2 separate regions of the Homo sapiens genome follow, and region 2 is linked to region 1. A link is an interaction called in ENCODE POLR2A ChIA-PET data of the cell type or tissue named here. Cell type or tissue: K562. All regions are shown on one strand. Each heading gives the region's core, and the rest is flanking DNA. Links, peaks and the distances in the headings are about the cores only. Region 1 overlaps FAM222B (family with sequence similarity 222 member B). Region 2 holds the start of FOXN1 (forkhead box N1).

Region 1 (5,363 bases), core at 143-5,142:
CCAAAAACCTCAACCTTAAGAAACGTTCACATCTGTATAGCTAATACTCTGACGATGGGGATACAAAAACACCTTCACTCAGTGGTCTTGCAGATATCATTTTTTTCCCAGTATTTTTTGGAAAGAACCAATCTTTGTCTTTTTTTCTCCTTCTTCAGGGAACTTTATGAATCCAGAAAGAGCCAACGTTTGAATGATTACTGCAATCTCACATCTATTAAATCCTGATACCTGCAACCAAGAGATGAGTAGGAGATGTGGATCCTAAGAGGTGACCTGTAACATACTGCCCCTCAAACCACATCTTTGGATTTCAATAGAAAGAACAGAGAGAGGCCGGTCGCGGTGGCTCATGCCTGTAATCCCAGCACTTTGGGAGGCCGAGGCGGGCGGATCACGAGGTCAAGAGATCGAGACCATCCTGGCTAACACAGTGAAACCCCATCTCTACTAAAAAAAAAATACAAAAAAAAAAAAAAAAGAACAGAGAGAATTAAACCAGCTAGGGCCACACGCGGTGGCTCATGTCTATAATCCCAGCACTTTGGGAGGCCAAGGTGGGCAGATCACAAGGTCAGGAGTTCGAGACCAGCCTGGCCAATATGGTGAAACCCCATCTCTACTAAAAATAGAAAAATTAGCTGGGCATGGCGGTGGGCACCTGTAGTCCCACCTACTCAGGAGGCTGAGGCAGAAGAATCGCTTGAACTGGGGAGGCGGAGGCTGCAGTGAGCCGAGATCGCGCCACTGCACTCCAGCCTCGGCGACAGAGCGAGACTCTGTCTCAAAACAAAACAAAAGAAAAAACAGCTAAACTATGGCAAAGAGGCATTAATGAATTTATTGATAGCAAACAAAGAAGTAAAGATAAGAGGTGAATTCAGCAGACTCCAGAAAGTCAACTTTTGGTTTGGGCAGGAAGGAGTGAACCAGTAAGAAACAGAGCTTGAGGTCCTCCGTGATTACAGTCCCAAGAAGAAACTTCCACAAGTCTAGAATACTCTAGAGCTCTCACTGGCATGAAACGAACTGCTAAGATTACAGTCCATAATTTGTGATCCTTGCTTTAAGAATTCTGGGATCCAGGGCAGGTGCGGTGGCTCATGCCTGTAATCCCCAGCACTTTGGGAGGCCAAGACGGGTGGATTACCTGAGGTCAGGAGTTCAGGACCAGACTGGCCAACGTGGTGAAACCCCATCTCTACTAAAAAAAAATACAAAAAATTAGCCGGGCGTGGTGGTGGGTGCCTGTAATCCCAGCTACTCGATAGGCTGAGACAGAATTGCTTGAACCTGGGAGGTGGAGGTTGCAATGAGCTTAGATCACATCATTGCACTCCAACCTGGGCAATAAGAGTGAAACTCTGTCTCAAAAAAAAAAAAAAAAAAAAAAAGAATTCTGGGATCCAATCAGGCACATTGGCTCACGCCTGTAATCCAAGCACTTTGGGAGGCCAAGGTGGGAGGATCACATTAGGTCAGGAGTTTGAGACCAGCCTGGCCAACATGGCAAAACCCCATCTCTACGAAAAATACAAAATTAGCCGGGCATGGTGGCATGTGCTTGTAATCCCAGCTACTCGAGAGGCTGAGGCAGGAGAATCACCTGGGTCCAGAAGGCGGAGGTTGCAGTGAGCCGAGATCATGCCACTCCACTCCAGCCTGGGCGACACAGCGAGCCTCTGTCTCAAAAAAAAAAAAAGAATTCTGGGATCCATTTGTCATCCTTTCCAGAAGACTTCCTCCAGTACTAAGAAAGTCCACAAGCCCCTTGACCAGTTTCACTGACGTCAAGAATCAGATCCTGCTAGGGTAGAAAAGGTACGGAATGAGCTCAGACTGTGGCAAGGTCATGAGGGTTGTGATGAAACAAGAATGAAACAACCTCTCCCCACAACATATTCTAGAAAGCAGAGATGTCAGAATAAAGGAATCCTCCAGAGGCCTGGCGGCTGAGTGGAGGCATTTTATTTAAAAGCTTCAAACTACCCACACCTTTTGATTACCATCTGGCTTTTTCTATTTTTCTTTTGTTTTCTTTTTTTTTTTTTTCCTGGACAGAATTGACTGGGGTCTGACTTTTTCTTAAATGTAAATTCCAATATAATTTTACAGCTGGTATTTCCAGAATTAGATCCAGAAATCAACACTAGCACTACTCTCTGAAAGTGTTTCAGAATGCAACTCTTAACTGCTGAAGAGAATCAAGTAGTAACCTGGAGCAGGCCAAATGAGTTACAGACATTACAGAGAAAGATCGATCACTTTGGCAGAGCCTCTCTGTGAGCTTTAGCTAGTTTTCCTAACGCCAGCTGGTATGCTACGTTAGCTACCCAAGGCAGGGGGACTATGGTATCACAGTGACCACAGAACTAAGCTTTTCCAACTCTCCTGGGGCACCTGCACAAGTGCTAGCATTTCCCAGACTACCTCTAATTAAGGAACAAACCTTTTTCCCTACTGGAAAATTCAAAAGTGCTTTCATCTCTGCTCCCTGCCCCCGACCAGAAGAGGTTTTATTAGAGTTCTGATGTCACACTCTCTGCTTTCCTGGGTGGCATCTGAAAAAGGACCACCTGTGCCTTCAGGGTAGATTTGTGCCAGTGAGAAAACCTCAGCTTCAGGAATTCATGACCAGCCTGGTCAACCATGGTGAAACCCCGTCTCTACTAAAAATACAAAAATTAGCTGGGCATGGTGGCACACACCTGTAATCCCAGCTACTCAGGAGGCTGAGGCAAGAGAATCGCTTGAACTCGGGAGGTGGAGGGTGCAGTGAGCTGAGATGGCACCACTGCACTCCAGCCAGGGTCACAGGGCGAGACTCCGTCTCAAAATAAATAAATTAAATAAATAAATAAATAAATAAAACAAACAAAAAAAATCTCAGCTGTATTTTTTTTTTTTTTTTTGAGACAGTCTTGCTCTGTTGCCCCGGCTGGAGTGCAGTGGCGCGATCTCAGGTCACTACAACCTCTGCCTCCTGGGTTCAAGCAATTCTCCTGCCTCAGCCTCCTGAGTAGCTGGGATTACAGGTGTGCACCACCATGCCCGACTAATTTTTGTATTTTTAGTACAAACAGGGTTTCACCATGTTGGCCAGGCTGGTCTCCAACTCCCCACCTCGGCCTCCCAAGGTGCTGGGATTACAGACATGGGCCACACCGCCCAGCCTCATGTTTTTTGATGGGAAAAGGAGGAGAAGATAAAGTACTGGCAAAGGCATTTTTCCGTGGGGAATGGGGGATAAAGTGATCTCTAGAGAGCTCACTTCCCAGCATAGCCTCGCCACTCACAATCTAGTGTCTTTCAGTACTTCATTAGTTCTCTTCTGCCTTCCTTTCACTGCCTTCAAAAAAAAAAAAAAACACAGACAAAAAACAACAGCTCCCCTAGCCCCCAAAAACCCAGGGTGGCCAGCCCAGCTTCTGATTCATGCTGTGGCTCAAAAATGAAGTTTACACACTTGAATTAAAAAGTAAAATTGGAGGTCATGCGTGGTGGCTCACACCTGGAATCCCCAGCACTTCGGGAGGCTGAGGTGCGTGGATCACTTGAGGTCAGGAGTTCGTGACCAGCCTGGCCAACATGGTGAAGCTCCGTCTCTACTAAAAATACAAAAATTAGCCGGGCATGGTGGCTCGAGACTATAGTCCCAGCTACTCAGGAGGCTGAAGCAGGAGAATCACTTGAACCCAGGAGATGGAGGTTGCAGTGAGCCGAGATGGCGCCACTACACTCCAGCCTGGGTGACAGAGCAAGACTCCATCTCCAAAAAAAAAAACAAAAACAAAAACAAAAAAACAAAAAAAACAAAAAGAGCCGGGCATGGTGGTGTGCACCTGTAATCCCAGCTACTTGGGAGGCTGAGGCACGAGAGTCGTTTGAACCCAGGAGGCAGAGGTTGCAGTATGCCAAGATCATGCCACTGCACCCCAGCCTGGGCAACAAAGTGAGACTTTGTCTCAAAAAAAAAAAAAGAAAAAAAAAAGCCAGGTGCAGTGGCTCACACCTGTAATCCCAGGAGGCTGAGGCGGGCGTATCATGAGATCAGGAGATCAAGACCATCCTGGCTAACATGGTGAAACCCTGTCCCTACTAAAAATCCAATAACAAAAATTAGCTGGGCATGGTGGCAGGCGCCTATAGTCCCAGCTACTCGGGAGGCTGAGGCAGGAGAATGGTGTGAACCCAGGAAGCAGAGTTGCAATGAGGCGAGATCACGCCACTGCACTCCAGCCTGGGCAACAGAGCGAGACTCCGTCTCAAAAAAAAAAAAAAAAAAAAGTCATTGCCAATATCTGATTCTTCTCATCCATGAGCCAAAGGCTTACCTAAAAAGACTTTTTTTTTTTTTTTTTTTTTTGAGACAGGGTCTCACTCTGTCACTCAGGCTGGAGTACAGTGGCACAAACACGGCTCACTGTAGTCTCAACCTCCCGGGCTCAAGCAATCCTCCTGCTTCAGCCTCGTGTGTAGCTGGGACCAGGGGCATGCCACCACCTGGTTAATTTTTAAAAATTTTTTTGAAGAGATGGGGTCTCACTTTGTTGCCCAGGCTGCTGCTGAACTCCTGCTGAAGCAATCTTCTGGCCTCAAGTGGCCTCCCAAAGTGCTGAGATTACAGGTATGAGCCTCGGTGCCAGCCAAAAGACTCCTTTTGATAATCAAGGGGAAAGTTTTATCCTACACTGCTCCCTATTCCGTTACTCCTGGGTTCCAAGAAATGTAGCTTAAACCTAAGGGAGACACCAAAATGCTGCTCTGGGAAAAATAAGCAGTACCAAAGACTTCAAAAATTACAAGTTTATCAAATCAGACTCTGCAAAATCAGTCATCTTTATGGTCTGTTACAATGAAACAATCCATTCAACAGGTAATTTTGTTAGCCCAAATAACTAAGAATCTCCCAACTAGTACATTTCACTATATGACTGACCTGAATAATGTTTAGCCATTGCTCAAAGGCCTTTTTCTTCTCCATCTTTAACTCAATAGGGGACCGTAAAGTCACTTGCAATTGTGACCTCACAACTCTAGGCTAGAGGAAACAGCAAGGAAGAGAGATGGGTATTTACTCTAGACTTACTCTCCTGAAAATCTAGAAATATATCTGCCACAAACCATCTTCATGCTGCTGAACACATGTGGCTCAAGGCATTTGGAAACCTGCTTCTAAACTATACCCTTAGAACCTGTCACAACAGGTCCTCTTCCCATCCTGTTTCCTGTCCCCACCCTGATTCCCCCAAAGGTACTATTTATACCACTGCTCTCTTTGGCAAGGATACTCTGTCCGGGATCTACTTATTATTACTTAACTCATCTCTGATCCAGAGTTTTCTCTTGAATTCTTTATTATT
Region 2 (5,363 bases), core at 202-5,201, 270 kb before region 1:
GAAGAGCTGACTTGTCCATACCCTCAGGCCAGAAGCCAAATCCCAGAACTTGCTGGGCAGCAGTGCTGGTACTAGGTCCTTAGAGCCTTTAGCTCCAGGAAGAGACACAAGTGGGCTTAGAGGCCAGTGCAAGGGTCAGGGAGATGGAGGAGGGAAAGAATGACCAGGGACAGGAGACAAGGGGATGGAGGGCAAAGAAGATGAAAAGGAAGCAGAGAGAAGGAGGTGAGGACAGGGTCTGGGGGAACAGCAGAGAAAGCTGTCAGGGAGCAGGGACAGGCTCCAGGCCTGAGTCCAGCTGGGACCAGGGAAGCCAATTCCTAGGGCTTCACCCTCAACATGAACTCTAAGGGGCCAGAGACCAGGGCAACAGCCACTCAGGTTTCTGTTTCTATCCTCCAAATAATGAAGAGTAGCCTGGGATGAAGACACAGAACCAGGGAGCCCCCATCTCCACCCCCACAGACACCCACATGCTCACACAGGACTAGGTTGCTGACCCACAGCAGAGACGTGTGCACAGACATGAGCATGTCAACACACGGACGACACACGGGCCTGGGTCCGGGGACACAGAGACACAGACACAGGGGAAGACATGCAGACACACGCCCACCCAGGAGACAGATGTACAGACCCAGGGAGAGATGCAGACAGACTCGCATGTATCTGCCCCTGAGGGAGAGGGAGATGGGAGTCACCAGCACATGCTCCAGTGGGTGCACACGCCCCCACCCACAAGGAGACACCCTCGAGGTGCTGCGGGAGCTGTGGAGAGACAGACAGATGGCCGGCCCCATGGACAGACAGTTCCCAGCAAATCTGTGCTAATGCTTGGCCCTTGAAGGGCCCAACCTGTCCATGCCGTGCCTCAGAGAACCCTGGGCTGCCACCCAGCGCTGTTCCCCAGAACCTCATGAGTGGGCTCCATGAGCATACATGTGGCGGCCAGGCTCTCCTGACACACGTGCATGCTCCAACAGGCCTGTGCCCCACCTGTGGGTGGGGGGGCGACATCTCCCTTCTGGAGTGCAGGCGGGGGCCACGGGACAACCCCCTCCTCTACAAGCCACAGGCTGTGCGCACTGGCAGGGACAGGGGAGGGGGCCTGGGCTAGCTCAGGAGGAGGGAGGGGTTGGGGGGCCAGGGTGCGGCTGGGGCGGGCACGGGAGCCGGTACCTGTCAAACAAGAGCCAAGGAGCAAACTAGCTTCTTAGTCACCTTTCTCTTCTCCCCGTTTTGGCGCAGCCCCTCCGGGCAAGGGGAAGCTGATATCATAATTATTGGCTCACCTGGCAGCTGCCTCCCCTCACCTGATGTCAGCACAGACACAGGACGGCCGAGCTGACGGACTGACAGACGGACAGAGCTCCTGGCCCCCCAGACCCGGGCCCCCACGCCGACCTGCTTCACTGAGCAGGTAAGAGGAGCCCCGGCCCAAGTCAGCCGTGGAGGCCAGCAGGGCCGGGCTGGGGCACGGGGAGGGCGTTCGCCTTTTTAACGGGGCTCAGGAGTGACGGGGAGCACCCAGGTTCTCACTGCAGCTCAAGGGAGACTCAGAATTCGGGTGAGTGCCTGGAGGCCAAGGGGCACCCCTTCCCCCACCTCCCCCTCCAGTTCCTTTTCTAGGTTGTCCAACTTTAATCCCTCTTGCTGTGGTGTGGGTCTCATTCTGGTGTGTGCTGGATTTTGTGTGTGTCTCTGTGTGTTGGAGATGCGCTCACCCACCCTGTGCTGGGAGGAAATGAGGACTCAAAAGTGTTAGATCTGGAAAACTAGAGCTGAAAGGCAGGGGGCCAAGTTCTCCATGTAGTGGTTTTCCAGGTGAAGAAGGGAGAGCCCAGCTCTGGGAGCTGGGGAGCACCAAGGGTGTGTGCAGATCAAGGAATTGCTCAACATCTCCACGCAGCCTGGGCTGGGGTCTAGATGCCTGGGCCCATGCAGAGGCCTGGGTTGCAGAAAGGAGATGGTGCACCTTGTGGCGAAGCAGACAGGTGGCAAACAGGTGCTGTGGCCATGAGTTGATGCTGGGCTTAGGGCAGAGTCGCCTCCTATCCCCAGCTCCATTTCTCTCCCGCAAGACCCCTAAGGCAGAGTCCTGGTGAGCAGAGCTGGGCCAGGCAGGGAGCCCTGAGGCCTTTGGGGCCTAGAGTTGGGGGCGTGGGAAGTGAAGGCCCTTAGGGAAGTGGCCGAAGCAGCAGGAAGCCCCTGCCAGCTCCCCCGACTCCTCCCCACCCACTACCCGCTCAGATAAGGTTCTGGCATTCCCCGTGGAGTCCCCCAGGCCCTCCCTAAATATCCAAAGAAGCCCGTTGGATGAAGAGTAGACTCTAGCAAGTGGGCGTGTTTGCCTCTTCTCTCGGCACCTACAGGCATGGGGGATATGTCTGGATGTGCTTTGTGGCAATGCACAACTGGTCAGTGGGAAGGGACCCGGGCGGAGGGGCTCATCTTGGGAAGTCATCCTATCCATCCCCTGCCCCTATGCCAGTCATTGCCCACATCGGGCAGGGCTGCCCCTCCTAGTTTTCCTAATCCCTGAAGGAGAAAATCTGGTCAGTTTCCTCACAATCATGAAGTCCTTCCTGGAGCCTCTCTGAAGTCTTTACTGCTGCAGGGTCCAGCTCTGCTTGCCCGGTAGCCTTCTTCCTCCCGCACTGAGGAACACTAGTTCCTCGGATCCGAGGGCGGCGTTGCACTGCAGTCCTGTCCCCACCGGGCTTGGCTCAGAACCTTTTACCATCTTGCTCATTCCCTGACCACAAGACACAGGCAGTACAAGGGCACCCCGAGTGGATGGGGGAAGGGGCAGGGCCTCCTATCCTGGTCCCTTTCTCTTGTGGCTCTGTGAGGGGTCCAGGGTGAGCCAGGCAGGGACAGAGCCAGGCTGAGTCCTGGAGAGGGGCAGACGGGGTGAGGGCTGCCCCAGGTTGGGGATCCTCAAAGGCGAAGGAGCCACAGGGAGAGGCGCATGTCCTCCCGGCTCCCCGCCCAGCCCCGCCCCGCCCGCGCTGCCTGTGCGAGCTCAGCTCCCGGCTCCAGGGCCTGCCGAGGCACGCTGCACCCCCAGGCCCGGCGCCTCACTCACTCCCAGAGCCAGAAACCTGTTCTCCCGGGAATGCCAGGGAGTTCTCAGAGGACTTTATTTCCCAGGGGCTCAGGGAGCCCCAGAATCTTCTGGACCAGTGGGTCCTGGGAAACTAGAGAAAAATTAGGGGGCTTAGGACCCCTCCCTGCTCCCCAGCTTTGTCTCATCCACGCACTGACGCCACATTGCCTCCAACCAACAGCCGTCTTCACCGTGAGAAGGCTTCATCGCGAGAAGGCTTAGGAAAGTTAAAGACAAGGGGGAAAGCCCACTGGTGACATGCACCTTCTGTCATGTGCCATCCGTTGCCTCAGGGAAAGCCTTCCTTTCCCCCCATCCCCCAGACAGTCCCATCTGGCCTCTAAGAAAGCAACATATCGCCTCTTTCCTTGGACTCTTCACCTTCTCTAGCTAGGAAGTCCTTCCTGATGTCTAACCTCTCCCTTTCTGGCTTGAGTTGACACCTGGTCTTCATGGACCAGCAGAACCCCCATTGCCTGCACAGGGCCCAGGCACATAGGCAGAGACTGTTCTAAGTCACAATGAAATGCCCTGGTTGCTTGGGCGCTGGCAGGGACAGAAAGGCCCCACTCTCGCTGCGCCTCTTATTCTCTCTGACTCCACATTCTGACGAAGTTGCGGTCCACTTCTGCCTGCCTCCCCATCTGCCCATAACAAAAGGATGGAGGGGACCGAGGTCCTGCAGGTATGCCCTCCCCTCTGTCCTTCCAAATCACAGCCTGCCATCCCTGCTGTGGCTGGCAGAGGGGAGTTCAGGAAACCAGGATTGGCTTCTGCAGCAGGAGTGACTGACAGAGTTCAGAGAAAGTTCTCAGCATTTTAGGTTGAGTTTGACTGGACTATGTGACCACAGGAGGTGGTTTCCTGAGTGGAGAGGCAACCATTGATCTGGGGTGGGTGGGGTTGGGCTGGCAACATGCCCAGGAGCTGGGGAAGGATGAGAGGACCTCCAGGAGCTGGGGAAAGACAAGATGACCTCTGGGAGAGGGCCTCCCAGAAGCACGAACCACATGGTTCCAGAATACATTGGGTCTTTCCAGCTTATTCATCTCCATCCCCTGCCCCTCCCTCCCTCTCTGTGCCCAACTCCAACCTCATCCCTGACCCTTCCACCCGTCTCTGTCTCTTTCCCCATCATAACCTATCTCCATTCCCACCTTCAATCCCGCCCAGCCCCCTTCCTACTCATCCCCGTCCCCAAACTTGCCTCCATCACCACCACCCCATCCTGCTCCTTCCTCCTTACCTCATCTCCTCACTCCCACCTCCAACCACACTCCTATCCCCATCTCCACCTCCTGCTCCATTCCTCAGGATGGATCTCCTCCTATGTCACAGGTTCCCTTGGAGTCTAACACCCCTCACCAGCATCCCCGCCAGGTTCTGGGGTGTCCCCCAGGTTGTCTGAGCATTGAGGAAAAGCCCAGAGCCATGCCAATAGACAAAACGAGCAGGACAAGATCATCCCTGGAGCAGCCCTTAGCTTCCTCATCCTATCTGGGCCGTAAAGGCTGGATGCTCACCAAACAGTAAAAATGAGTTCAGATGCAACAAGACAAGTGGAGGGCTGGCGCCCAGACAGACCTCCACACTGCGGGCATGTGGCAGTGAAGCGGGGATGGAGAGACACCCTCATAGAGCCCCAAAGCGGGGCCGGGGCAGGCTTTCTCAGGGGGCTGGGAGCGTAACTGATCCTATCAGGCATGGCGGGCCAAGGAAGAGGGGGCATGGAAGCAGGAGCAGGGATTTTTAGGGTTGATTAGGAGTGCGCATCCCCGGGTCTCTACCCTGCCTGTGGCCCTTGCTTAGTCAGCTCAGATTAATGGGGCCAGGGAGAGAATTCGCTGAATCGTGATCTCTTGGGGAACTTGACTGGAGAGCCAGCTGTGAGTCATGGAGAAAAGGGAACCTGTGCTCTCACAGCTACTCTAGAAGCTTCCAGGGGTAGGCAACCCTCCAGATCCTCCCATCCCCTTCCAGAATGCAACAGAAAGCCCACTGCAAGGTCTGACCCTCGCCCTCCACCCCATGCTCACAGGAGGATGCACTGTCAGTCAGCTCCAAATCCTGCCCTCATACACCCTCCGGGGCCTTCAGGGCTCCCCCCACTGCCTCTGACAAACTACAGCACAGAGACACACATACACACAGAGACACACACACACAGAGACACACACCCAGACACATGCACAGAGATACATACATGCACACACGCATACATATATACATACAGAGAGACACACACAGAGACACA

The links. Peaks named below come from ENCODE experiments on the same cell type or tissue, not always from the same donor. Only the 100,000 strongest peaks of a DNase experiment are listed, where the experiment ranks them.
Region 2: POLR2A ChIA-PET joins it to region 1 with 5 read pairs; 2 of 35 experiments call an interaction of 5 or more read pairs at or near these places.

The regions. Positions count from the first base shown.
Region 1 is chr17:28,772,109-28,777,471 of GRCh38, forward strand. The region is part of intron 1 of FAM222B (family with sequence similarity 222 member B); the gene reads right to left. It overlaps LOC124903965 (a long non-coding RNA gene), which reads left to right. Exons shown (of 3, transcript XR_007065689.1): 2 at 159-271. Among named protein-coding and RNA genes, the nearest start is that of TRAF4, 31 kb to the left of the region's middle. In K562, for the core only: no CTCF peak of the experiment used is centred there; no DNase peak of the experiment used is centred there.
Region 2 is chr17:28,505,024-28,510,386 of GRCh38, forward strand. It overlaps FOXN1 (forkhead box N1), which reads left to right and starts at 1,325. Exons shown (of 9, transcript NM_001369369.1): 1 at 1,325-1,420. RefSeq lists an enhancer at 2,576-3,528. In K562, for the core only: no CTCF peak of the experiment used is centred there; a DNase peak (open chromatin) is centred at 2,989; H3K27me3 peaks cover 4,327 bases.